3 separate regions of the Mus musculus genome follow, and all the other regions are linked to region 1. A link is a loop called in an ENCODE intact Hi-C map of the cell type or tissue named here. Cell type or tissue: left cerebral cortex. All regions are shown on one strand. Each heading gives the region's core, and the rest is flanking DNA. Links, peaks and the distances in the headings are about the cores only.

Region 1 (8,000 bases), core at 1-8,000:
CTGCATTTTGTGTTTTGACTCTTATGTAATGGAAGGAGTTTCTTTTCTTGTCCAGTCCATTTGGAGTTCTGTCGGCTTCTTGTATGTTTATGGGCATCTTTTTCTTTAGGTTAGGAAAGTTTTCTTCTATAATTTTGTTGAAGATATTTACTGGCTCTTTAAGTTGGGAATCTTTACTCTCTTCTATATCTATTATCCTTAGATTTGGTGTTCTCATTGTGTTCTGCATTTCCTGGATGTTTTGAGTTAGGATCTTTTTGCATTTTGAGTTTTTTTTGACTACTGTTTCAATGTTATCTATGGTATCTTCTGCCCCTGAGATTCTCTCTTTTATCTCTTCTATATATGCCTCTTGGTCTCTTTACTAGGTTTTCTATCTACAGGGTCATTTTACTTTGTGATTTCTTTATTTCTATTTCAATTTTTAGATCCTGGATGCTTTTGTTAAATTCATTCAGCTGTTTGCTTTACCTATGTTCTCCTGTGTTTCTTTAAGGAAGTTATTTATGTCCTTCTTAAAGTTTTCTTTTCATCATCATGGCATGTGATTTTTGACCAGAATCTTGCTTTTCTGGTATTTTGAGGTGTCATAGTAGTGGGAGAACTGGGTTCTGATGATGACAAGTAGCCTTGGTTTCTGTTGCTTATGTTCTTGCCCTTGCCTCTCTCCATCTGGTTATCTCTAGTGCTACCTGCCCTTGCTATCTCTGACTGAAGCCTGTCCTTCCTGTGATCCTGATTATGTGAGAACTCCTCAGAGTCCAGCTGTTTCTGTGATCCTGTGATTCTGGTTTCCTATGATCCTGAGATCCTGAGTGTGTCAGATTGTCTGGGATTTAAGATGCCTCTTGGATCCTGAAATCCTAATGTGACCAAGCTCCTGATAACCTGTTGTGTCAGAGCTCCTGGGAGTCAATCCTTCTTTGGGTTTTGCAGGGCTGCATGGGGTGCCAGAGTGCTGGGTTTGCTCATGGCACAGTTACAAGCCAGAAGGAACCCTTGCCTTGGCCTGAGTGGGGTTCCTATGTCCCTTGATCTATTCCTTCTAATATCAAGTTTTGGTCTGTATTTCATCTGTTGCCATTTGCATTCCACTGCTTTTCTTTATATTCAAATATGTTAATACCTTTGTTTTATCTTTGCTTGTGATAGAATCCTATAGCCCATACTGAATTAAACTCAAACCTCCTGCCTCAGTCTCCCAAGAACGTAGAGTACAGGTTTAAGGCTTCACAATCCCTTTATTATTTCTACTCATTTGCTTTCTGTTGGATAGGTTGCTTCGGTACTTTGATTGAAAGCCAATGACTCAAGGAAGTAAATAGTAAGTAAGTAAGTAAGTAAGTAAGTAAATGTCTAAACAATGCCTAACTGTGAAGGGTGGTAAATATGTAGGAAGATTCCCTTATCTAACTTAACTTACTCATTTAATTAAAAAAAAAAAAGATTTTTGTGCCCGTTTCAGTTTCACTTAATTATAAACTAAATAAAATAAAATGCACATAAACATTAATTATTAGTTATTATTAGCATAAAAATGTTCTTTTTATACTAATTTCCTAGGAGAATTAAGGTAAATATCAAAGTACTATTACAGGAATGACATATCTTTACTGTGAGACTATTCCTTGTGACATTGAACTGATCTTTGTGGTAGGTACTTTTGCATAGCAGATTACATAGTAAAAATAGTCAATGAATTTTTTTTTATTTTTTTTATGTTTGAACATTAATTCTCTCACTTATCCATAAGAGTTTCTAAATGTTCTTCCGGGCAGAAAACAGTTCCTGGGTCTCACTTTATTTCTAAATCATTGCTGATTGAGAAATGTAGAATTATGAATGTTGCCATTTTATCTTTTTTAAATATATAACCCTAAAAATGACTTTCAACTCCCTTATAAACTCTCACTTGGTGGTCAACAGCCTAATCAAAATAATGTTTCTCTACGCTAGCCACAGAAATAGATGGTATAGGAAAATAAGAATTATTTTTGTAAAAAAAAATCACATAAGTTTAATTCAATAATGTTCAGAGACATAACTTCAAACCTTAACAGCAGAGTACGAATAAAACTAGGAATGTTACTGAAGCCGGTTCTCAGAGAATTTCATGGACTAAGAGAACCACTTTTGGTAAAACTATTTCATTCTTCTAGGGGAAACCCTAAGCAAGTGATGTCATCAAAGGTCCAGCCATGTTGAGTTTACCAAAGCAGTAAATTAGGCTAACTTTGAAATTCCCAAACTGTTTCTGAACAGCAGCTGCTATAAGGGTTCTCTGATCTCTGACTCCTTCCTCCCCCACCTGTTTCCATCTACTCTTCCACAAATATCCTAAAACCAAGCAGGGATATTTGCCCAAGACATGAAAATAAAAACAGTATCCACTGCAATCCATGGGTAGATGACTTAACACTGGAGAAATAGATGGGGAAATTACACTAAAACAAAACAAAATAAAACAGACAAAACCCACAAGTAGTGCCTGCTATCTGCTCATCAAGGAGAAAAAAAATCATGTTATAATTACTATTGAGGAATTAATTCATAGTTGAGATGGTCACATTTTATTGGTGGACACATCAATGGGTTGTACTCTTCTGAGCTTCATCCACTATCCTTACATAGTCCTATAGCCCCTTATATATGGCTTACTTTCCACAGAGTAGTATTGTTTCACAGGATAAAATGTATTCTTCATTAAATTATCTTGTGCTCTGGAATTTAATGACAAGCAGGATGACCTGTGTCCTATCACAGTGTGTCCCAGGAAGGGGCTCTTGTATTATATGTTGTTACGATCCTAAGAGGTGAGGGAAGAGCTGCCATTATTATGGGAGCAGTTTCCCAGTGTCTCTCTTTTCTATTGCAAGCAGCTGTGTAACTACACAGATAAGAAAACATTCCTGAATCTGTTCCATCTACATTTAAGAAAAATGTGATTACATCTCATAAGTAAATTTTTACCTTATGAATTAACCCTAAAAACAGTAGAGGGGAGTATACTCAAAGCCTACAAACCATGCCTATCAATAAAACTCAGTGATTAAGCAGATGTAAAAGAAAATCATGATGCACTATTCTTATCAGATTCTGGCAGTGGCTCTTATTCAAATGGCAGTTACTGGAAGAAAAAAATTTAGCCTCAACTATTTAGAAAAGTGGCTTTATTGAATTTACAAACAAGGACCTACAATTTTCCATTTCCTTAGCAAGATATTAAATCAAGCAAGCTAAGTGTGTCATCATGACTATAATTTACATGATGTGACATGACAGTTAAGATGTACTGTGGTAATTTCTGAGAGCTGGCAGTATTATTGTAGTATCAAAAATTTATATGGTTCAGTTATTAAGGCAAATTGTTTCATTCATACTGAGGAAGCTGACAGCAATCCACTGAGGGCTTTCACGGTACACTAGAAAATGCCTTCCATAGTCAAACAATTTGCACACTCCGTTACCATCGTTTTGCTCACTGAATGGAAATTGGGACAGAAGTAGGCAGGGCTTTGTGGAGTAAGAAAGATCTGCTGTGGAATATGAAGAGTTTCATTGTGGGTGGTTAGAAAAAACAGGTCAGCCAGAGGAGCGAAGTTATCTTTGGGATCCAACCACTATGAACAGGATGTCCAAATCCTTTGCTCTGCTGTTATTTAATATCCCATTTGCTTGCTTTTCTTCTGTTGGTTTGATTTTCAGCCAACAGAAAGAAAAGGCATATGACCAAAAAAGAAATAATGGAAAATATGATAACGGTAATTTCTATTCATAGCTGCCTTTAATTAAATAAATTTTAATATAAAATGGGTGGGGGGAGGAAGAGAGGAAGGAAGGAAGGAAGGAAGGAAGGAAGGAAGGAAAGAAGGAAAGAAGGAAGGATAGATCTGAAACTCCTCAGATTTTGACCCAAATTTCTTCCTGAAGCTCCTTTTGGGAGTAAAAAGAAGTTTATTTTTATTTTTACTTTTTGGCAATGTTAAGCAGAAGAAATCCAAGCTGCATGCTGTTTTGTTCTTGTCAGGAATATAGGAGATTTCTAAATAGGATAAAATGACTTCAAGTCATAAAAGGCCTAGCAAATAAAAGTTTAATTATATTTTATCACAGCTATTGAATTTTATGCAACATATGCTGTCTTTTTTAAAATACATACTCATTGAAAACCTACTTTATTCATTTACACATTTTTCATAGTAGTATTTAGAAGCCTGTTAAAAATAAGAACCTGGCTATGAGTAGAAATGTTTCAATCAACTAAATTACCAATTCCCATTCACTGAGCAGTATATGAGTTACTATTATTTCTATTACTATTGCTCACATATTATGCAATACAGTCAATAATTGTAAATATACTTTTGTTTACTTAACCAATGAAGGGGTTTTTTTTTGGTATTGACAATATGTGATTAGAAATGACAGCTGATAATGTTACCCCATCACAATCTTCTGGTGTAATTAATGAGGTAACTTAATCCATGACAAGATATTAATTTTCATTACAAGAAAAATATTCACAAAATTCTTAAATTTAGTTTTTAACAAATGGTTTGGCAAAAGAAAACAGAATTCTAAACATCAAGAAATACATCTAGAGAGAATTAATGTACAATAGAAAAAGCTTTACACACACACACACACACACACACACACACACACTGTGAATTTTCAAGGCCAGTCTCCTTGTTTATCTCTGTGTGTATTTTATTTGTGTCTGCTTGAAGACAACGTGTGCTTTTAATATGGCAAGTTCTATCTTCTTATAGATAGATACTTCTATCTCCAACTTCTATAAGACACGTAGTTTTCATGTGCCTCATAGCAAGTATTAAAATAGATACATAATAAATCAGTTTTTCCAGTTAACATGAATATTAGATAGCAGGGTAAAGGCAACTACTTTGCCTATCAGTTTTAAGATAAAATTGAGACAGACAAAGAAAACTTTGTTAAAAAAAAAAAAAGAAAAAGAAAAAAAACACCCCAGACTACTGTAAAAAGTAGTTATACTTAAATAAACATATCATACCTTCCTCCAATATCTAAAATATGTTTTTCAAAATTTTACCTGGAACTTAAATGAAAATCTAAGGGTACCACAGGCCTTTGATATCTCCTATTACATCAGGCATGCCACATAGAGAATGCCCAACTTTATCTCATTTAGTTGCTCCTATAAATGTAATAGAGTGTGTGTATGATTTCATTTAAATTTATTAAATCAACTCACTTTCTAGATAGGTGGGTTAAAATACAGTTGCAAGAAGAATGTCAAAAATGGACTTACTCTGTTTCCCAGATATGGAGGCGGTGCACTCCAGTAGTAACCATCAAGCAGGGATTTCCGGGCCTCAGAGTTACTGATGCTGATCTGCTGAGGTGAGTCAGGGTTATCAAGCTGGGGAGCCATCCGAATGCGGCCAGAGAGGTCTGTGAGATACCAACCACGCATGTCTTGAATCTTAAAGAAAATATAAATTCATCAGTTAAAAAACACAAATAAACACACAAACAAGAAACAGCAGCAGCTTTTTGTCCCTCTGGCATATTGACTGGGGTTTTTGACTAAAAGTAGGGAAAAGCTACAGACACTGTAAACATAGGATATATATATATATATATATATATATATATATATATACACACACACACATGCATATACACGTACATATACATATATATTATGTATATATATATATACATATACATATATTATATATATACATATACATATATATTTTGCATATATACATATATATTATGCCTATATATACATATATATTATATATATCATCAATATTACCATATACACTCACATAGAATCCATTGTTTATTTTTGAATTGAAGTTTTTGAGAATCTGATAGAACTATATCATGATCAGTTTACTGTTTCCTTAAACTGTGATTCCAAGTACTATTTGTGTGTGCGTGAGTGCAAGTGTGAGTGTGTGTGTGCGTGAGTGCAAGTGTGAGTGTGTGTGTGTGTGTGTGTGTTCCTCATTGCGCTGTACCTTTTAGTGTTTGGACATGGTCTCTTGCTTACCCTGGTGCTGATGTAATGAGACTGCCTTCAAGTCCGGGGACCCTCCCCTCTCTGACTCCTGCCGCTGGGATTATTGATGTCCCATTGCACTAGCAATTTATGTGAGCATTAGCAGTTTAAACTCGAGCCCCTTTGCTAACTGAACCAAAAATAGAAATCCATTCTAATTTATATCAGGTGTTATAATGTTATATAATATATCAAATAATTTGACTTAGAATTTCACATTTTTCACTTCAGTAGTATTTCTTACTGTCTTACTAAACCTGATATTTCACAAGTGTTGTATATGCATTTATAAGGCAGAAGACAAAGGAAATCATACATGCAGGACCTAAAAGGTTCCTTTCATTCAATATTTCCTGTCTTCCTATTTTATGAATTTTCTGTTTTGAGGCTCCAGGTCATTTGAATCCACAGTGATGTTGCTATGACAACGTCTCCCCAAACTGCATATATTCTTAACCATAAGATCAGAAGGACTCTGGGGACTCATAGCTTGGCCCAGAAAGGAATCATTTTAAAGGAGGAATAAAAGATGAGTAATGATTTGCCTTACATTATTATAGCTCAGTCAAGGTCAAGTATACACTCCCACTTCCAACTGAAACCATCTTGTATAGACAAAACTGTTGGCTGAACTGGAAGGCTAGGAGATACCAGACTTGTATTAGTTTTATCATCTCTGTGATCAAATACCCAACATCAACAATTTCAGAGGGAAAGAATTTATTTTTTTCCCATCTTCCAGATTTGTCTACCACAGTGGGCAGATAGTAGTAGAGAAGAACCATTTAACTCACGGCAGCCAGTGGGCAGGGCATAAAGATGAAGAATCCATGGCATCATGTCTGCTCCCCAAACTTGCCCCACCATGCCTTACTCCCTCTGAGCAGGCCCAACATCCAGTATTCCTACCGTCTCCCAATAGTCTATGCAAAATTTTCTTCCATGAATAGAATAAACCATTGATTAAATGAGAGTCCTTCTGACCCAGATGTCTTTGCATAGATTGAGAGGAACACTCTCCTCAGACTACAAGCTGATAACCATGGTTATTCACCACAGAGGCAGCCATTTTCAGAATTTTACTGCCTAAGAGATAATTTATGTTACAAGCAATAGCAATCACTGTAATAAGACTAACAATGTATATAATAAATATAATTTTAATTTTCCTTTTATGTAGAGACTATTTAGTTTTTGATCATTTTAAAAGCTTTGGGATAGTGAAGACTGCCTTGGTCAAAAGAAAATGTCAAACCAGGTCAAAGGCCATTGGCTTGGTAGCCAATAGTAAATTCTGACCTTTGGTTCCCTTTTAGACTTTAGCTGTCTTTAGGTGTTCTGAGACATCTGGGTAGGAGTGTATATGTAGGTTCTGAAGATCAAGACTTTCTACCTAATCCCTGTCCATGAGAAGCCATGAAACTTAAATCTATTGGTGGCATTATCAGAGATGTTATGCATGATTCTGTAAAATTAGAATTTGAGTCCATTTGTTATTATTTCCTTGAGGTTTGCCTTGAAATCAATACATTGGATAAGTATAAAGATATTCACACTTAGCTATACAAGTGCATTCAGAAACTACTTATTTCATATTTGACTTACAAGAAATATAAACAGACCAATATTAGATGATTGTGTTCTGGATTCGTTGACAGATCAAACCTGGGAGAAAGAAGTGTTTAGGAGGTAGTGTTTCAGAGTAGCAGTCTGTAGAACATGACTGTATGCTACTCTGCAGTTCACAATCTATTAATAACTATCCAGGTGGAACACCAAGTGTCTCAGAGGCCTTTTTCTTGAAGTTTCCTTCCTCACCCACCCTGAAGGTCTCTTTCCAGCCTGAATCCTCTATGCTCCGCACTCAAAGCCCAGCCAATGTAAATGTGGCAATTCCCAGATCTCGTTTACTATTTATGTTTTCTACTGGGAAAGAAATGGC
Region 2 (8,000 bases), core at 1-8,000, 59 kb after region 1:
TCAAGACCACCTCGGTATTCCTGTAAGGCTCTGGGAAGCTCTGAAAGTCTAGTGTGTTCTGTAATGTTTTCTATTACAGATAATACTGGTGGATAGACATCTGTGCTGGCCCAGGAAATCATTCCTGCTGAAAATATCTGACTATGACTATCAATTGGCTCTTCAGGTTTTGAAATGACTTTTCTCAGAAATGCATTTTTCACAGATTAATAAATGGGAAAAGTTTATCAGGATGTTTCTTTTCATTGCCAATGGCTGCCTCAATAGTAACTTCTGCTCACCAGTTGACTAGTTGTCATTAGTTAAAATATACTGTATGGCATGTTTATCTTTGCATATGGCTAAGAATTCTCTATGTTTATTTTATTTTACTTTAAAATGCCATTTTAAATTATTTTAGCCAACAAATAATTATGTTTCTGTTCAGGAGAATTGTTCCTTAATATGTGAGTATATCTGCTTTAGATGGTTGGAAATGCCTGTAGTTTTATTAATTCTCTTAGTGACACAAGGTTGCTGTGATATTGGGTGGGCAATAAAAAGGTTTGGAGGTTATTGATAACCAGTCAGAAACTCTGCATTGAGTAGCAGGAGGAATGAAGTTCAACAAGGAGCATGGCCCCTTACAATATTTTTAAATCCAGTTTGTATCAGCAATCTCTAAGGGTGTGCCAGTGAAATCAGCACAGCACAATGAGACAGAGCCTACTGCTTCAAATAATAAGGGCATAAGTGTAGAGTGAAATTACCTAATCAGAAGTACTGCAAAGGCTTTATTCATGAAAGAATAGAAGCTGTTGGCAAAACATAAATATAATCATGTCTGTGAGAGTTATATTCTAAAAATAAGACTTTGAAAAATTAGCCTAAATATTTCATTTTAGGGTGTGTACAAAAACAATTTGTAGAATGGACAGGAGGAGCATGAGGCTTAGGAAAAAGAGGGAGTGGGGCATTTGCTTCACTGCTACTAAACCGAGGGTTTGGCCCTCAATGGTAATTGGCCCTTTTCTGATTTATGCTTCCCGTGTATCCTTAGTGCTCCAAAGCTCCTTCCATTCCGTGGTATCTGCTCTCCCAAAAGTCACTAGCCTTTGCCTAGTTAGTTAAAATGACCAGTTCTCAGTCTGCACCACATCTGATCTACTACTAGGAAATGAAATAATTAATTACACTATTGATAGACTCAGATGACAAGCATTCTTCATTTGGATCCTACTTCATCTGACTTTCTCTTCTCACTCTCCCTCAGCATTTCAGCTTGACAATAATACACTGTCCGAAAACTTCTGGGCAGAAGGGTGCCACTGTAAAATGTTGTAGATCATTGATATTTTTGTATACCTCATGCGATATCTTCAGAATGAGAGCTATGTTTAAAGATGAAATTAATTTTTCGCATTTGGGGATATTTCAATTTGCATTTGTGGATGAGGTTGTTCATCTGATGTGATGCCTTAGCCCTCTCCACTATTAGAGTGGCATGGTGCTGCTCTGTTCACTGCCTTTCCATCTGCTTCACATACACAAACACGCCATTGCTAATAAGAAAGCCTTATTATATAGGTAGACTAGGCACACAGAGCAGACCAGGAGGAGCTTCATACCTACTTTACACTTTGTGCATCAAATGTATTTTATGTACTTTCACCATCAGTACAACAACAACAACAACAACAACAACAACAACAACAACAAAATCATGTCATTTTTCTTCTCTGATCCTTGTTACTTGTACATTCATTCTGCCAAAGTCTATGGCTTCACATGCCATCAATACAGACGTCTTCTCTGTCTAAGTCCCCCGGGGTTGACTTCTATGAAAGGCAGCAATGCTGTCTTCTTAGTTTACATCGCTGGCTTGTAGGATTCACTGGAGTTCCTGCTTTTCATGCCCCGCTCAGTTTCAGTAAATAATCACCCCTTCAGGTACTTCCCACCGACAATATAGAATCATTAGAGACTTCCTCTTTTTCTTTCATCCCGGGTCAAATTTATCTGGAAATATCATTGGCTTAATTTTAAATATATGCAGTTGCCAACTGCTATCCATCACTTGATTGGAACCATCATGGACCACATTCTCATTATCCGTCCTCCTCTAAACCTGAGGCATTACTGAGGAGTTCTGTGTCCTCTACAGTGTTAATCCCAAGTCATAAGAAAACTCTGGAGTTTATCTTTAAAGTAATGTAATACAAAGTACAGTGCCTAGTCGCTGGCAAAAAAAAAAAAATAAGGGTTGATTTAAAATTTCTGGATGAATAAAGTTAATGAAAGTTCCAAATACTTAGTAAATTCAACTAATTTTCTATCTAAAAAGAAACTTTTTAGGTTGGTTGATGAGCTATTTTTCAATTAATATAAAGTATACTGTTTTCACAGAAATCAAATTAAGTTTAATAACCTTTCATATCCTTTTATTTCTGAGTATTTTACGTTAAGTTGATTTAAATAAACCTTATATATTAATTCTAACCCATTATTCCCTTTCATCTTAGTTTGGAAATCATGTTAACATGACTTCAATATAAGTAAATTTTATTACATTTTAGTTTCTTTTTGATATACTATTTTTTTCATTGGAGACTAACACATAAATGTGATTTTAGAAAAACATGATATTGTATTTGAATATAGGAACTATTCACCTTAACTTACTCAACCAGAAAAGATCTCGTCCATGGTTAATCCCGTTTTGTTAATAAGTCATTGAGAAATTATTAAATGTGTCATCACAAAGGAACAATTTTCTGTTGAGAAAAATATTAAGATCTGCTTATACAATTGCATATGTTCCTCCTTGAGTCTTAATACTTCTTTTAAGCCGAGTTAGAAATATTTCCTTTATAGCATATAGCATACTCCCTTGATCTAGAGAACATTTGGTAACCATGCCACTTCATTCATCCGGAACCTCAACAGGGATAAACACTCCTGCACGGTTGATGATTCAGAGTTGATTAGAGAGTGATACTTTAAAGATGGCATGCCAAAGACTGTGTGGACCTGATGTCTTCACACACACCCTATTCCCAAACTGCAGGAAGATGTTAGCCTAGTGAACTGTTTACCACATATTACTGCACCGTAGACAACTCCATGCTTCAGCTTCCTCTCAACACTTCTTTACCATCCCATACCAGGTATTTTATTCTGAACATATACTTTGTTTCAATTGCCCTAAAACTGATATTGTTTTTCTCTTGTTCTTTTGAGTTACAATTGGAGCATTTGTCTTTCCTGGATGAAAGCTTTGCCTGTCATAGGAATTTAAACAAATTATTCACCGTTGGATAGATTATCATTAATAAGTTGAAACATAATAAGAAAACTAGCTATCTGCAGGGGATATTTGTCATAATCATCTCTTCTTCTTATTTCTCTATTCACCTAGTGAAAATCAAAATCCTGGGTCTAAATGTATACATGATTTATCATCAGCTGGTTAAAGAAATATTCTTTGTCCATCATTTTGAAATAGGCTAAAATGAGACTCTTGTTATTTTTCTCTCCATACAAAAATATATTTCATGGGGCAGTGGCTTCTATGTTCCATAGAACTAAAGAGCACACAGAAATCCTAAATTTTAAGATAGCCCATGGGCAGACTTAAAGTCTCAGCTGCTTTCGGAGTTTTAGTTTTTTGAAAGTCTAGATGCTGAGATTTTTCTGGTTTTCGGAGTCTGCCTTGTGGTCTTCTTGGTTTCAACAACTCAAAGCAATCCAGTAAAGCTTTATTTCTAAGTCCTCTGTTAAACATGTGCTTTATTAACTTTCATCTAAACATGCCCTGATAGGTAACCTGTAATCCATCATAATTAAATAAAAGAGCATATGACTCCTACTGGTCTTGATGTATGAGAAGGATGCTGACCACTAAGTGCCAGAAATGTTCAAAAGCAGTAAAATCATTACTTAATGTCCACCACACCATTTCCTCTGATTTCTAACTCTGAAAGGTCTGATCGATACAAGTTTCCTTTACATACTGTATTCTCAGTACTTTTAAAGTAATAAAACAATAACCTAAGGAGAAACTATTTTATTGGCCATTGTGTTTTTCTTTATGCAGTTCTGTAATATTTGCATGGATACAAAAGGACTTGTCAAAATAGGTTTTCTCAGTCTCTTTGGAGAGCTTCTCATTTATATTTTATCAAATGCAAATGTCATTGCTAAATCTTTGTGCTGTCAAGCCAACATTATACAGGGATGCAGTCATCACGTGATCTTCACAGCCAGGAAGGAATTCAAAGGGAGCAGTTCCAGAGCAATCCATGAGGGAAAATACCAGCAGGAAGCTCTCTCACTCTCCTCAGACATTTGCATTGCTCCAAATTTTGATTTGGGTGTGACCCAACTCGAGAGAGCTTAAGAAAATAGAATCACTAAGCATCTATTCCACTCCCTTATGAATTTCAGTAGGAACTTACACATGGACACAGTACTGGTTATTGTTACTCAGTAGATGTCAGAAAGCATGATCAGAGTGTACTGATGGATGCCACCTTAATTCTGCTAATGCTTCTTGAGAGATATTACTCTTTCTTAAAGAATAGAAGCACTATTGCTGATGCCAAGAAGAGCTTGCTGACAGGAGTCTGGTATAGATCTCTCCTGGGAGGCTCTGCCAATATAGAAGCTGATGCACACAGCCAAACATTACATCAGACAACACAGGGACCCCAGTGGAGGAGTTAGGGCAAGGACTGTAGGAGTTGAAGGGGTTTGCAACCTCATAGGAAGAACAACAATATCAACCAACCAGACCCCCCAACATTCCCAGGGACTAAACCACCAACCACAGAGTACACATGGGGAAACCAATGGCTCCAGCTAGATATATAGCAGAAGATTGCTTTATCTGGCATAAATGGGAGGGGAGGTCCTTGGTCCTGTGGAGGTTCAATGGCCCAGGGTGGGGAAAGGGGGTAGGGGTGTTGTGGAGGGGAAACTGGTAAGTTGGATAACTGTTTAAAAGAAAATAAATGAAATTACCAATAAGAATGTGAAAAAGAATAAAAACACTGGATTTTAGGCAATTATGTCTAATTATAGCTGAGGCACCTCCTAATTCTATTCTGACTCACTTATCAGCCTATTACACTATCAAACAAATCACTGGTTCAATAAGCATCCCTTCAATAAATAACATCTGGTCATGTAGATACAACTGGAAGACTTATAGTGGCAGAAAGCTACTGCTGATGAGTCTCTTGCATGCATCTGTTCCCCATTTTGTCATAAGACGTGCTTCCATCAAGTGTGACTAAGACAATGTATTACTTCCATTCCCTTTTTATGCCTCACCCGTGATTCTTCAGATTCTTTTTATGGTTCTTGTTTCCCATAATAGGGCTTGCCCCTCCAATCTTATGTATTGAGGTGAAATTATTATTATGCCCGTGTCCTACTCAGACATCACTGGAGAAGACTGAGAACAGATTTCCTGAAAGGGGACAGGCTTAAGGCAGAGTAGACTAAGGAAGATCACCAAGTCATGGGAAAGTTCCATACTCAGTAGTCCATCTAACACTGATCATATCAATACAGACTCTTCTGGTTTATAGAAGCTAGATTTTGAGAAAATTGTAACCATAACTATCTATTTCTTGGAGTCGATGAATGAATCGTTATTATCCAGGAATAATACAAATTCTACCTTTTGTATTAATTTCAAGTTTTTACAAATTTTTATTAATTTTAGCATAAACAAAATTTGTGAGGAAAGTTTTGTTATGTAAGTATTTTATTAAGTGAGAACAGTGGTATGCAAAGCAATTGACACTTTGTGAAAGCTCTACAGGGTTAAAGCACTAAAACTTTGAGCTATAGGGAGATTAAAAAATGTTCATACTCAAACAGCTGTGAAATTAATATGGTTTTCTAAAATATGAAGCTGTAAATTAGAGGAAGTCCTGAATACAGGGAGTGTTCCGTGACCTACATCGCTAGCACAGAACAATTCATACCCTCAAAAGCCACATAATAGCACAAAGGAAGTCTAATGCATCATTTTTCTGTTTTGTTTTCAGTCCCTGTGTGGGCACACTTGTTTAAAATTAAAATCTTGGAGCAGGCGGTGCAGATAGTGAGCCAGATCCTGTGTCATTCTGTTGGAATAAAGCCTGCATGTGTGTCTAAAGGAGAAATCCAGTCTCCCTCAGCCCTTGTTGTCTGATTCAAAGCCTCCTCAGAAAGTATGTTTGGACCTCAAAAGCGTGCAAATTAAAATTTATATTAATATGTTGTTTTGATGTAGCATTTTGTGATGACCACTGATAGACTCAACTAATTAAGAGTCGGCCATTGTAGACATACAAAAAGATCCCTCTAAAATAGCAAGACATAAGAGACTAAATCACAATATAAAAAGATACTGATATTTAGAGACAATTTGGGATATGGCTCTACAAATCTGAGCATGCTCCTTCGGCTCACTCTACTGATGACTCCGGTATTGTGTGTCTGCAAACTAGGATTCACCATCCCACCCTGACTTTTTTGCTCATCCCTTGTTTGACCACTTTTCTCCTCTTATTCTACTTTCACATTATCAACTTTGTGTAGTACTTTCTGTACCTTATTTATTGTTTAATCTAAGTGTTATTTAGCAATTTCCTCTAAGATAAGCCCTTCATCTTGTAGGAAGGCATGTTAAAAGAGGTGAAACTAAGGGATGCTCTAAGTCAGTCTGAGTAGCAACCCCCTTTGAGGTTGACTGACCCATATACAGGGGTTACCTATCAGATGACCTACTTATCAGATGTTTACAGTATGATTCATAACAGTACAAAATTACAGCTAAGAAATAGCAACCAAAATAATTTTATAGTTGGTAGTCACCACAACATGAGGAACTGTATCGAAAAGTTGCAGTATTAAGAAGATTGAGAACCACTGCTCTAAGGGCATGTAAAACATTCCAGCCTGCAGGGAAGCTCATTAAACTCTCGAAGTAAACAATTCAGTAACTTCAGGAAGTCTCTGAAACTGGTCAGATTCAATCCTAGAAGCATGCATAGTTACACAATCTGCAGAAAGTACTCTCAGACAATCTGAAGTATAGAGATGCTTAGAACAGCTGAGTAGCATGGAATAATAAGTAGAGATGAGCCACATTACCTGCAAGAAGCAGAGAGTAGCCTGGAAGAGACTCAGACCAACTGAGTTGCTTGGAAAGAACTCCCTTCCACCCTATTGAGCACCTTCAGGTTACCCAGTATCCTCGAGATTTCCAGTTTGCATGAGGTAACACCTGTTCTTGGATAGACTTTTGTAGATGTGTTTGAGCCATTTCTACTTTGAGTAACCCTCCACCTGTTTTCCTCTAAGTAACCCCTACGAAACTCATTGTTTCACCAAGCTGTGCTTTGGTAGTTTCTTTGCATTGTTCTGGTTTTGCTTTCCTATGTGGAGTAAGTAGATACTTGTTTGCATCTCCCCAGGAAGAGTGAAATGCAACATTGTCCTGCCTACATTCTCATTATAAGAGAAAAACTGAATCCATGGTTTGTTAAGTTTCTATGCTTTTAAGTGAAGTGATACATTCCATATCTCTGTACATGGACCCAACTCTCTTTGAATAAGAAAATACTAATTTTATTCCTTATGTTTCATATTTTTCATTGCATAAGAAAACTTTTCATAAATCATTTTTTTTTGGAAAACAAAATTTGTATTCCCACAACGATTGAGTACTTTATTTTAGTGGGTTTGTGAATCAGACTCTAACATGGGATTCTCTGTGCAGTAAGGCTCTTTCTAGTTGTATGAACATGTTCAATGAGTTTTGTTTTTAAATCCCACCAATTTATGTGTTCCATGATGTTTTTGCTACTTATTAATCTGATGATTATTTGAATCATCTATGTCCGTTTTTTTTCTTTGTATAAAACAAGCAATAAGAATAACTTAAACTTTTATTTTGTGAATTAAAAGAAATTCATGTGAAGTTATTAGAATAGTGTATTGCTCAAAGGGGAAATATTATTTGT
Region 3 (11,572 bases), core at 2,174-10,173, 330 kb after region 1:
CAACAATCTTTCTGAAGAGTTTTAATTTGAACATATACACATCTTCAAGACATTCAACTTCTGTTTAAAAATTGTTTAAACAGGATGGGTGATATGGATCAGCACACAAAGGTACTTGTTGCCAAGCCTGGGGACCTAACTTTGATCCTGGAACCCAAATGCTGGAAGGAGAAAGCAGACTGTCACAAGTTGTCCTCTGATGTTCAAAAGCATGCGCTGGCACACTCTACCAATATTCCCTCCTGCCCCCAAATAAATAAATGAATGTAAATGAAGCCTTTAAACAAAAATGTATAAATAACTGGAAAAAGTAGCTCTTCAGTGTTAAAAGGTTTGGATCAAATCTTTCTATCTTTTTCATTACAGCTGCTAACCGAATTGCCTCTGTCAGCCATTAGTTTCTAAGAGAAAATACTCTAATCTGGTACTATGTGGAGGCTAGTTTGATATCTCAGCTTCACTTAGTCCAGGTCAGATATTCTGTATCCGGGTGATTCTGAGAGAGATTAGCATTTGGATAGGTAGTGTCTTAGTTAGGGTTTCTATTGCTGTGTGGAGACACCATGACCACAGCAACTCTTATAAAGAAAGATAGTTCATTGTGGTTAACTTACAGTTTCAGAGGTTTAGTCCTTTATTATCATGGCGGAAAGCATGACAGCATCCAGGCAGGCATGGCACTAGAGAAGGAGCTAAGAATTCAACATCTTAATCTAGAGGCAGCAGGGGACTACCATACTAGGCCTAACATAAGCATGTAAGACCTTAAAGACCATCTTCACAGTGACACATTTCCTCCAATAAGGCCACTCCTCCTCCAACAAGGCCATACCTCCTAATAGTGCAACTCCCTTTGGGCCAAATATTCAAGCACTTGAGTGAATCTATGGGGCCATTTTTATTCAAACCACCTATTTTACATCCTAATGTAGGCTTATCATAAAAAATGGGGAAAGTGTCCCAGCAGAGAGAATTCTTCTTGTGTTGATGCCTTCAAGCTAAGACATTGGTTTATTTGTTTTAATTATTTTATTTATTTATATTTGTGTGTGTGTGTTTCCCTATGTTTATATATGTGCACCATCCGCATGGAATACCCACAGAAGCCAGAAGACACTGGATTTCTTGGGACTGTAGTCATAGACTTCTGTGAGCAGCACTATGAGTGCTGAAAATCAAACTCAGGTCCTCTGGAAGATCAGCTAGTATTCTTAAGCACTGAGTTCTCTCTTCAGCCCTGGGAACACTCTTTTTTATTTGTCTGTTTTCTTTTTTTTACTCAGACAAAAACATTGTCTTGTCTGGGTCACTGGATATGCAGGCTGTCTACCAGCCATGATGCTAGAATTATACTATCTATTCATCTTGTATTTGAGCCTCCAGACTAAATTAGAATTAAGCATCGGTCATCTCCTTTTTATAGTTTTCCAGTTGCTGACCTAGGATACTTTTAGCCTCTATGGTCATATAAGACAATTCCTCTATCTATCTATCTATCTATCTATCTATCTATCTATCTATCTATCTACCTACCTATCTATCATCTATCTATCTTATATCTATTATCTATTTATCTATCATCTATCTATTACCTACCTATGTATCTAACATCTATGTATCTGTCATCTATGTATCTATCATCTATCTATGTATCTATCTAAACATTCATCCTATCTCTAAAGGACCCTATCCACTACCAATAACATATTAGTATTGTTCTCAAACTCATTTTAACTGGAGTTGCCTCAGCTCATCTACAGGGATTGTGATAAAGCAACAAGACAAAGAGGAGTGTTAACTCTTTCTTCATGCCTCATACACAGTTGCTAGGCCCCTGGAGATTCATTGCACTAGAAAGTGATTGAAAATGGCACCAGAGAAAAAGAAATGAAACCATCCATGACTTGGTCTACATTCAACTCTAGCATTTGCAGACCATTCAATGTAGAATGTCTAGTAAAACAGTCTCTCATGTGATAAATGTCTTCAGATAGCATTAGTGGCTATACTTTAAATGGCTTATTCAGCCAGGTATGGTGGCACACACCTTTAATCCCAGCACTTGGGAGGCAGAGGCAGGTGAATTTCTGAGTTCGAGGGCAGCCTGGTCTACAGAGTGAGTTCCAGGACAGCCAGGGCTACACAGAGAAACTGTGTCTCAAAAAAAAAAAAAAGTAAATAAATAAATAAATGGCTTATCTGTGTATTAATTTATTGAGCACCCCATAACAAATGCTCCCTTAGAGTGTGTTATTCATTACAAAATTATCCACAATTATTTCAGACATCTATATTCCCAGTTCCATAGTCTTAAACTGGATTAATACTAAAATTACAGGAAACTCTTGGGAATGTCGACTTTTTTCTTTTTTCAGAAGAAAAGGTATTAGTTTGCCATCTGTTGTTTACAGTAGTTGATTTCTTAATATAACTGAAAACATTAAGATGGCCATTTTCGCTATGTTAATCCTACTGGCTGATGAGTATGAGAGATCTTTTCATCTTCAGATGTCTTCTTCAATTTCTTTTTTCAGAGACTTGAAGTTCTTGTCATACATGTCTTTCACTTGCTTGGTAAGAGATACATCAAGGTATTTTATATTATTTGTGACTATTATGAAGGCTGTTGTTTTCCTAATTTCTCTCTCGACCAATTTATTATTTGTATAGAGGAGGGCTATTGATTTTTTAGTTAATTTTCTATCCAGCCACTTTGCTAAACATGTTTATCAGCTGTGGAAGTTCTCTGGTAGAATTTTATATTACATTATGTACACTATCATATCATCTGTAATTCCAGTTTGGATACATTGATCTCCGTTAGTTATCTTATTGCTGTAGTAGAAATTTAAATATTATATTGAATAGATAGAGGGAGAGTAGACAGTCTTGTTTTGTCTACTCTTTTAGTGGAAATGCTTTAAGTCTCTCTCCATTTTATTTAATGCTGGCTATTGGCTTGCTGTATATTGCCTTTATAGAGTTTAGGCAGGTGAATTGTACCTCTGATCTCTCCAAGATTTTTATTAGGAAAGATTGTTGGATCTTGTCAAATTCTTTTTTTTTTTTTTTTTTTTTTTTTTTTTTTTTGCACACCCTTGCACCTTGCATCCCTGGGATGAAGCCTACTTGATCATAATGTCTTTGGGTTCGGTTCACAAGTATTTACTATTTTAGCATCAATGTTCATAAGGGAAATTGGTCTAAAATTCTCTCTATCTCTCTCTCTCTCTCTCTCTCTCTCTCTCTCTCTCTCTCTCTGCTAAGTCTTGTGTGGTTTAGGTATTAGGGTGACTGTGGTCTCAAGAATGAGTTTGGAGAGAGGACCAGATGACCAGGATAATGAATAGAAATCGCAGCTGGCAGGTATTGGGACCTTGGGGCTGGGGGGGGGGGGGCATCTCTAGGATATGCCATATACCTGGGATGAAAGAGGATCCCAGAAGTCTATGGGGGTGACTTTAGCTGAGACTCATAGCAGTGGGAATACAGAACCTGAAAAGGCCACTTCCTGTAGCCAGACAGGACACCCAGTGCAGGGATAAGGACAGCAACTCACCTGCAAAGCTTCTAACACAAAATTTGTCCTCTCTACAAGAAATGCAGGGACAAATTCAGAGCAAAAACTGAGGGAAGGACTAACCAATACCTGCCCAACTTGAGACCCATTCCATGGGAAACACCAATCCCTGACACTATGAATGATACCGTGTTATGCTTGCAGACAGGAGCCTTACATAACTGGCCTCTGAGAGCCTCCACCCAGCAGCTGATTGATACAGATGCATAGACCCACAGCCAGTGAATAAATGAAGCTCAGGTACTCATTGAAAATATGGGGGAAGGATTGAGGGACCAGAAGGAATAGGAACTCCACAGGAAGATCAGCAGAGTCAACTAACCTGGACCTTTGAGGGCTCTTAAAGACACATGGGCTGGACCTGGACCCTAGAACATATGAAGCAAATGTGCAGCTCGGTCTTCATGTGGTTCCCCAATAACCAGAGTGGTGCTATCTCTAGAGCTAGTGCCTGTCTGTGCAATCCTCTCCCTTAATTGGGCTGCTTTGTCTGGCCTCAGTGGGAAAGGATGTACTCAGCCCTGCAGAAACTTGATGCGCCAGTGTAGGGGATAGCCAGGTGGGCCTCCACCCTCTCAAAGGAGAAGTGGAGTGAGAAGAGGAGAGGGGAAGGAACTTTTTGAGGGGGGACTGGGACCCTTTTTTCAGGAGGTAAAAATTGAAATATCCGTGACATGTTTTACACTTTCAAAGTATTTCTATAAATGTAAATAGCAATCACCTCTCCTCAGCTCATATTAACAGTTTTGAAAGCTGGGGTGACCTAGTTTAACTGTGGTGTTATCCATACCACCTGCTCCACCTCCAAGGGACACACGAGATGGCAATATCAAGGTAGCTTGGAATTAGAATTCTCAGAATCAGAAAAGAAAAAAAATCACCATTTGAGGAGATTTCCCCCCCCCAAAATTTTTATCCAAATTTTTATTATTACTAATTATTATTATTATTATTATTATTATAGAAATCACTAATTTATTTAAAGCCCATTTCTCAAAATTTGCCAATACATGATTTTTAAAAACCAATGATTACAAAAAAATGTATTAAGCAAAAATAATTCATTATTTTTCTCAAGGATAACTTCTTCAATCATTTCATATACTATAGGATGGAATTGTACTCATTTTATTTATGTGATATGATATTTAAATATATAAGTATTGAGAAGTCTGATCTTTACAAACACCATTATTATTTAGTTTTATATATATATATATATGTGTGTGTGTGTGTGTGTGTGTATTTACATATATACACAATATGTTCTAATAATAACAGTTATCATTTATGTTTTAAAATCTTTGGCCAAGAAAAAAATATTTTTTCACAATTCTTGAGAATAAATTTTGCAAATCTAGTAGATATTATTCCTCATTTTAGAAATAAAAAATTAAAGTTTGTGGGAATTCATTACCTTGGTCAAAGTAAACAGTCAGGAGAAAGTTAAGACTTCCACACCTACGCTTCCGGTTCAAGTCCACATGATACATTACTTCATGATTCTTTCCTATTCCAATATAAAATTTAACAAAACAAAAACAAAGGAAATACGATATACAAATATTTGAAGCTATAAAAAGAAAAAGAACTGGAATTAAATATTGCAACTAAGTAATCTAATTATTAGCAACACTAACTTGTGTCTTAAGCAAATGATATTTTGGAGGTAATGAATTACAGGGTTTATCAATGTTTAAGACCAATCATAATATGTACCATTTTTTAAAGCAGAGAAACTAGGAGGAGTTAGGAATAAGTCAATAAGAAGGTGAACTTTTTGTTATTTTTATTATTCTAAAACTATTTTGATAAATGAAGTAGAAGTGATTTACAAAGCTACTTTTACAGTTTTATGTTTATTGTATATAAGTATTTGACAATTTCCAAGTAACAAGGACTCAGTTTACTTTGTCACAAAACATAGTTCATGATGTCACAATGTCCTGCAATCCAATCCAATTATATTGACTGAGTACCAGCAATCTACCTTGGCACTTGTGGGAACAGAAGAGCTCTTTCCAGGGATAGAAGGATGTTGCCACCCTGGAGGAAGTCACCTTTCCATAAGGAGTCTTTTCAACAGTGTAGAACACAGTAGATCCTGTCTATACAGTGTAGCATGGGTAACACTGGCCCATGAGTGACAGTGCTCCTTTCATTGCAATAGTTTATCTCACTAAACCATGAAGCTCATAATCCTAATCCCTGGCAGTCATGAGTTTTAATTCAGTCTGACTGGCCAAGGCATGATGTACTGAGCTTTCATTCTCCCATCTTCCTGGCTCCTTTGCCTACCAGTTGTGATAACTGCAGCGACCCCAGACCCAACCCCCAACCCCCAACAGCTCCTGTCTTTTTTGACATCCATGGAACGTATGCTGATCTTTGGACTTGCATGGGAAACACTTTTACTCAACTTTCTGGTCCAAGTCATGGTTCTAATGAGTAAAGAAGTAATGTTCTATTAGATTTCCCTTAAAAACTCCAAGGGAACAGGGTGAGGAAGCACTGAGAATTGTAGAATGTTAATGGCTGTTTTAGCTCACTGTAGCAAGTTGGATTATCTCTTTTTATGATTTCTTTTTATTTCAAAATTGACTTAATTAGTAAATTCTTAATGGCATACTTCACAGTCTCTTGACTCATAATTTTATTTCAACTGTTAGATCCAGCTGTACAGAGGTATAAAAACAGTGTCTAGTTTCAGTGTGTTTGCTCTTGATTGCTCTCTCCTCCCCTCCCCTCCCCTCCCCTCTCCTCTCCTCTCCTCCTCTCCTCTCTCCTTAAAAGGGATTCTCTGTTGTTTCATTATTGAGTTGTCAGCAACAATCCATTGAGCCTTTGAAATACTGGAGCAAACAGCAGTAGGGGACAGTTAGCATTAAGGGATGGGGGTGGGGAAGTTGGAATAGCTTTCTCACTCAGTCTGTAATGGAACTTGATCTAGGATTTTACAGTGATCGGCTCAGTAACCACCCTTGGGGTATGTTTCATTCTGTCCAGTTCTCTATTCCTGTCCCTTGGGGTGACATAGCAAAATCAGCTGTCTAGACACAAACTCCAGGCACTGGCTCTGTTTCGAGAGTGAGTTTGATGGAATAAAAGGGAAATTAAATTACAAACTAGAACAGATTTTTTACATACCAGACAAATCAGTTAAAATGCTCTGACAGGCGAGTTCTCTGGGAAGCAGACTGTAAAATCATAGGAGCCTCACTGGGTGGGAATGCCTGCCAGAGATAAAAGCTGAACGAACTAGGGTGTGGCAGAAGGCACTAGGTCACCCTGGAGCTCTCACACTTAGGAAAAGGGCATAGGAAGAGTGATCTGCCAACACTGCATCAAAATCTACTGGGAACCCAGTGTCTGTTTTTTGCCAGATGACCGAGACCGATATCCATGCATGATTCCGTAGATAAGCATAGCGTTTTGGAGGGGGAGGGGCATGCCTTACTGTATATTTAATTAACCTCAAATAGCACTTAGAGATCATACTAGTTGTCAAACTGATCTCACCAAGTATCTCTAGTGTCTTCCACTAAGAATTTCTAGCCCCATGCCATTTCAAAACGACAACCAGATGAAAGATGTTGAGGGCACAGCTGAAGCCTCAGACCCGAGGAGCTGTGGGAAAGCCCAAGAGGAACGCTTCAGTTTGCTTGCAGCTCTCCACAGCTTTTGAGAGATTGTTTTTCTGTCTTTGAACAACCTTATAACTAGAGAGGTCGTTTAGGGGATGTCTCATGGGAATAACCACCACGGACATTCTTCTAGAAAAAATGACTGTCTCACCTTGCATGCCACCACCCAGGGAGAAACAGTTGTCATGCTGGGTACAAGTACAAAACACCGTGTTCCAAGTTACCTTCTGTGACATTATACTACCCACCTGAAAATGTGAAAAAAAGTCAGTAAACCTGCAATCAATCAGATACAGGGTTCTTTTTGTTACTCAGAATAGCAAAACCTTCTGCAAACAGGCATGGAGAAACAATCCTCTAATGTCTATACTCAGAAAGTTGAGGCAGAACAATTGTTAGGATTTACAGACTATCAGGAGCCACATAACAAGCTCTAGCCTAGCTTGGATTACCTAGCACACACATACACATCTCAAAGAACTTTAAAATCATTCAATAAATCTCTTATGAATGATAGGTCTATCTAAATAGTTCAACATTCTGTACAAAATTTTATGAAGCATATACCTTGTTCAGTATACTCACCTATTGTTTCTACCTTTATTGTACATAAAGGTTCCACCAGTACATTTTGTTATTTTATAATACAAACTAACTATCAGCCATCAGACAGTGTCAAGTAAGGCCTAAGCTAGAGAAAAGTCTATACTTAGTTGGTACATTTATATATAACACAGCAGAACCTAAGCAGTTATTTATGATCGCTACTTCACTAATTCTCAGAATAAGCCTGTGAAGTCATGAGTACAGGGTGTGACTGCTCCATTTTTTGTGTGTGTTCAGTTATAGACCTAGAACATTCCTGTGACTGGGGGTTTGCCATGTCGCATGAGCTGGTGATGAGTAACACGTATTAATCAGCAATCTGCAGCAGATTCTTTCAAAAGCTTCTCGGTCTCATTTTATGACAGGAGGAACCTGTAGACACAGGCTGAGAAAATTACTAAGGGCAGATGGAAATAGAATGTCAGGAAGAAGGCCATGTGGGGTGAACAAGATAACCACTACACTACAGAAATGAATCCAAGAAGAAGGTTGTAGAGGTCTTCCAGGGAAGCCTAATAAAGAAGTGCTGCCAAAACTGAGTAAAGCAATGTATAGTATATGTATGTATGGCATATACATGGTACATATATTTGTATGTGGGCACATGGATGTGTGGGTGTATGGGTATGTGAGTGCATATGATAAGCCACGTAAGCCACATTTGAGACACTAACCCTAGAACTCACTAATTCAGCAAGACTGTTAGTCCAGGGGCTCTCTATTGGATCCTCCTATCTTTACCTCCCCTAAACTTGGATTTGAAGTATACACTACAACACTCAGCTTTATACATAGGTGCTGGGGACCCAACTAAATCCTCATCCTTGTGACTGAGTCATCTCGACAGGCCCTGGTATGAGCATTTAGAACTGTCTCACAGACCTAAGAATCCTTTGTCTATGTGTAGGTTCTGTTTAGGTCTGCAAGCATTTAATGAGGATCAATCACATGCTGACCCTTGGATTCAGTGCTGTCAAGGAGACAAATAACCCTCAGACAGGCCTAATAGTCAAGACATTTACTATCTATCTATGACACTAGCTTTAACACATAAAATCATTAACACCTAATTAGGGGGTACTAATCTAAAGGCAATAGTCATTTAAATCCACTCAGCATGGCTGAAACTTTATCTTCAGACTAGGCAAGAGCTATGAGGAACTCTGAGGGTAGGAAGAGATTTAAGGTGAAAGGAAAGGTGATTTTTAAGACTAGAAAATGAGCATATAATATTCATTTCATATTAGGTACCTCAATACCAATAACCCTCAGTTAGCAATGGAGTTGATTGACATGTTTCACTGGAGAGAACCAGAGTTAGTGTTTTAAATACAGGACTAAAAGGAATTGCAGCTGTCTACAAAGAAACAGATCAGACACTAAATTGGATACTTTCTGATTCAGACCAAAGGGAAACAAATCAATACTTGGGAAGATTCAAGTATTCATGATACAGGGCAAAGAAGAGAAAGGTTTATGTGTGCCTTGTATGTCCACGCAATGCACTAAGTGTCTTATTCAAACGACAACTGTTTATTTTCAATCACTGACACCCCTGAGGCTATCGGATTAGTCTTGCTTTGTTTTGTTTTGTTTTGTTTTGTTTTGTTTTGTTTTGTTTTATTGCTGTGATACATCACAATGACCAAGGTAACCATTGTGATATCTGGGGATTTTTTCCCCCCATATGCTTCTGAAGGGTTAGCATTCAGAATGGCAGAGGGAAAATAGAGCAGAAGAAGCAGGAAGCTGAAGGCTCACATCTAGAACCACAAGCTTAGAAAGAAATGCACACTGGGAATGGATCAGGTTTGGAAACCTCAGAGTCACCCTCAGTGACACACGTCCTCCATCTCCTCCAGACATCTGACATCTGGGAGGGACATTCTCATTCAAGGCACTGCACCCTGCAAATGGGAAATTCTGAGAGTCTCACCTAGAAATTCTCTTTCTTCTGCATTTCATGTGGGTAGTCAGGAAACCTCTCCAGAAAGACTCATTTCTGTGTCCTTCTTAGAAATCGAGTATTCCTTATGTGAAATGCCGAAATGCTTGAAACCACAAGTGGAACACTGGACTTTTATATATTTTGCAATATTTGCATACAGATAATAAAGTATCTTAGGGATAGGACCTAAGCCTAAACTTGGCATTCATTAATGTTTCAAATACGTTTTATAGCTATATTATACATGTAATTTGATGATAATTTGCATAATGCATGTATCTAGTGCATGTATCCTGACAGCCACACATCATGGAAAAATTCAAATGTGGATTTTTATTTCTACCTGTATCACTCTGCTGATGCTCAAAAGTTTTAGATTCTGAAACATCTTGGCCTTTCACATTCCAATTAGGGGTAGTAGGTTGTATTCCATAAGCATCTTAATAGCAGATATGGTAATTCTTACCAGGAGGTTCCATACCTGGCTAACTGCTTCAATCATTCTTGTCATCAACAATCAAGGCAGAAACAATATCACTATATTCATACTAAATGAATTTTCTTATTAATTTACATATACATAGTTACAGTACCTCTTTAAAGAACATTTCTTGCTATTTTCCAGGTTTGAATGAAAAACTATCCCCTAAGCCCAATAAAATGAAATAAATAATATTTTTCTCCCCTAAGGATATATATTCTTGTTGAAAATGCTTATTATATACATCATATTTGTGTGTTTGTACCATGTACACACGCATATGTGCATGTTTGTGTGGTGTTGGCATGTACATGTGTGCTTGTCCATGAGGCTGGAGATCACTGTTGGTTTTCTTTCTCCATTGTCTTCTATCTTTTGGGAGGTTTTTGGTTTATTTTTCTTTGTTGCTGTTTTTGGTTTTTATTTTTGTTGTTGTTGTTGTTGTTTTACAGAGTGTTGCATTAACTTGAAGCTCCTCTATCAAAGAGCCCTCAGGATCTCTTTATCTGAGCCTTACAGGGCTGGGGTTACAAACACACATTGCCAAGAAATCACAGAAGCATTAGCAGCTGTCAAAAAAAAATAGAAATTTTATGTCCATATCATATTTTAATTGTTGAAGTTATCTCGAATACCATTTTCTTTCATGATTACATACTGGTTATTTTACATAAAAATTATTTTGGTTACATATTATTCCAGGATACTCCAGATAATGACAATCTTGTTACTACACACAAGCATTATCCATTACACACAAGTTATCCATTGGGGGAGGGGGGCAAATCTGGGCCCAGTAATTATAGATACAACACAATGATCTATGCATTTACATTTCAAAAAGGCACTGATCTGGGTTCTTGGTATAATAGACAGGCTGCTGACTTAGCATGCAAGAAGCCTTCCTTTTGCTGGGGTTGTACCTATAGACTGGTTACTTAGCATCCAAGAAGCCCTGGGTTTGATTGTGAGCACCATATAAATCAGGAGTGGTGATACTTACTCATATTCCTAGAAATTGGTAAGTGGAGTAAAAGAGATTAGGAGTTTAAAGTCATCCCTGGATACTTAGTGAGTTTGAGACCACTCTCTGCTAGATAAGAACAGGGCTACTCTTAAGCATGAAGGAAAAAAAAAAACTTTAGCCACAGAAACATCCCCCCAGTCCATATATCTAAATCTTTTGATTAAATATTTCTTAATTAACACATGTTAGCTGGCTTCAAGAATGGATACTTCTCCATAAGTATATTCATACGTACTTAACACTTGAAAGGATTCTGATCAATCAATCATGAGTCAAATTTTTGTAG

What was found. Hi-C counts contacts between places; a loop is a spot of excess contacts. Peaks named below come from ENCODE experiments on the same cell type or tissue, not always from the same donor. Only the 100,000 strongest peaks of a DNase experiment are listed, where the experiment ranks them.
Region 2: a loop joins it to region 1, with 7 times the contacts of the local background. A loop is called at or near these places in 3 of 42 quality-filtered maps.
Region 3: a loop joins it to region 1, with 2.1 times the contacts of the local background. A loop is called at or near these places in 2 of 42 quality-filtered maps.

Annotation. Positions count from the first base shown.
Region 1 is chr10:27,319,288-27,327,287 of GRCm38, forward strand. It overlaps Lama2 (laminin, alpha 2), which reads right to left. Exons shown (of 65, transcript NM_008481.2): 12 at 5,294-5,467. Among named protein-coding and RNA genes, the nearest start is that of 4930579H20Rik, 67 kb to the right of the region's middle. In left cerebral cortex, for the core only: no CTCF peak of the experiment used is centred there; DNase peaks (open chromatin) are centred at 3,525 and 3,952; H3K27ac peaks cover 1,978 bases.
Region 2 is chr10:27,378,773-27,386,772 of GRCm38, forward strand. All of the region lies in intron 4 of Lama2 (laminin, alpha 2), which reads right to left. Among named protein-coding and RNA genes, the nearest start is that of 4930579H20Rik, 7.1 kb to the right of the region's middle. In left cerebral cortex, for the core only: a CTCF peak has its summit at 4,256; DNase peaks (open chromatin) are centred at 4,306, 5,305 and 6,093; H3K27ac peaks cover 2,430 bases.
Region 3 is chr10:27,646,308-27,657,879 of GRCm38, forward strand. All of the region lies in intron 1 of Gm30165 (a long non-coding RNA gene), which reads right to left. Among named protein-coding and RNA genes, the nearest start is that of Gm30165, 20 kb to the right of the region's middle. In left cerebral cortex, for the core only: no CTCF peak of the experiment used is centred there; DNase peaks (open chromatin) are centred at 6,562, 6,786, 6,983, 7,337 and 2 more places; H3K27ac peaks cover 1,031 bases.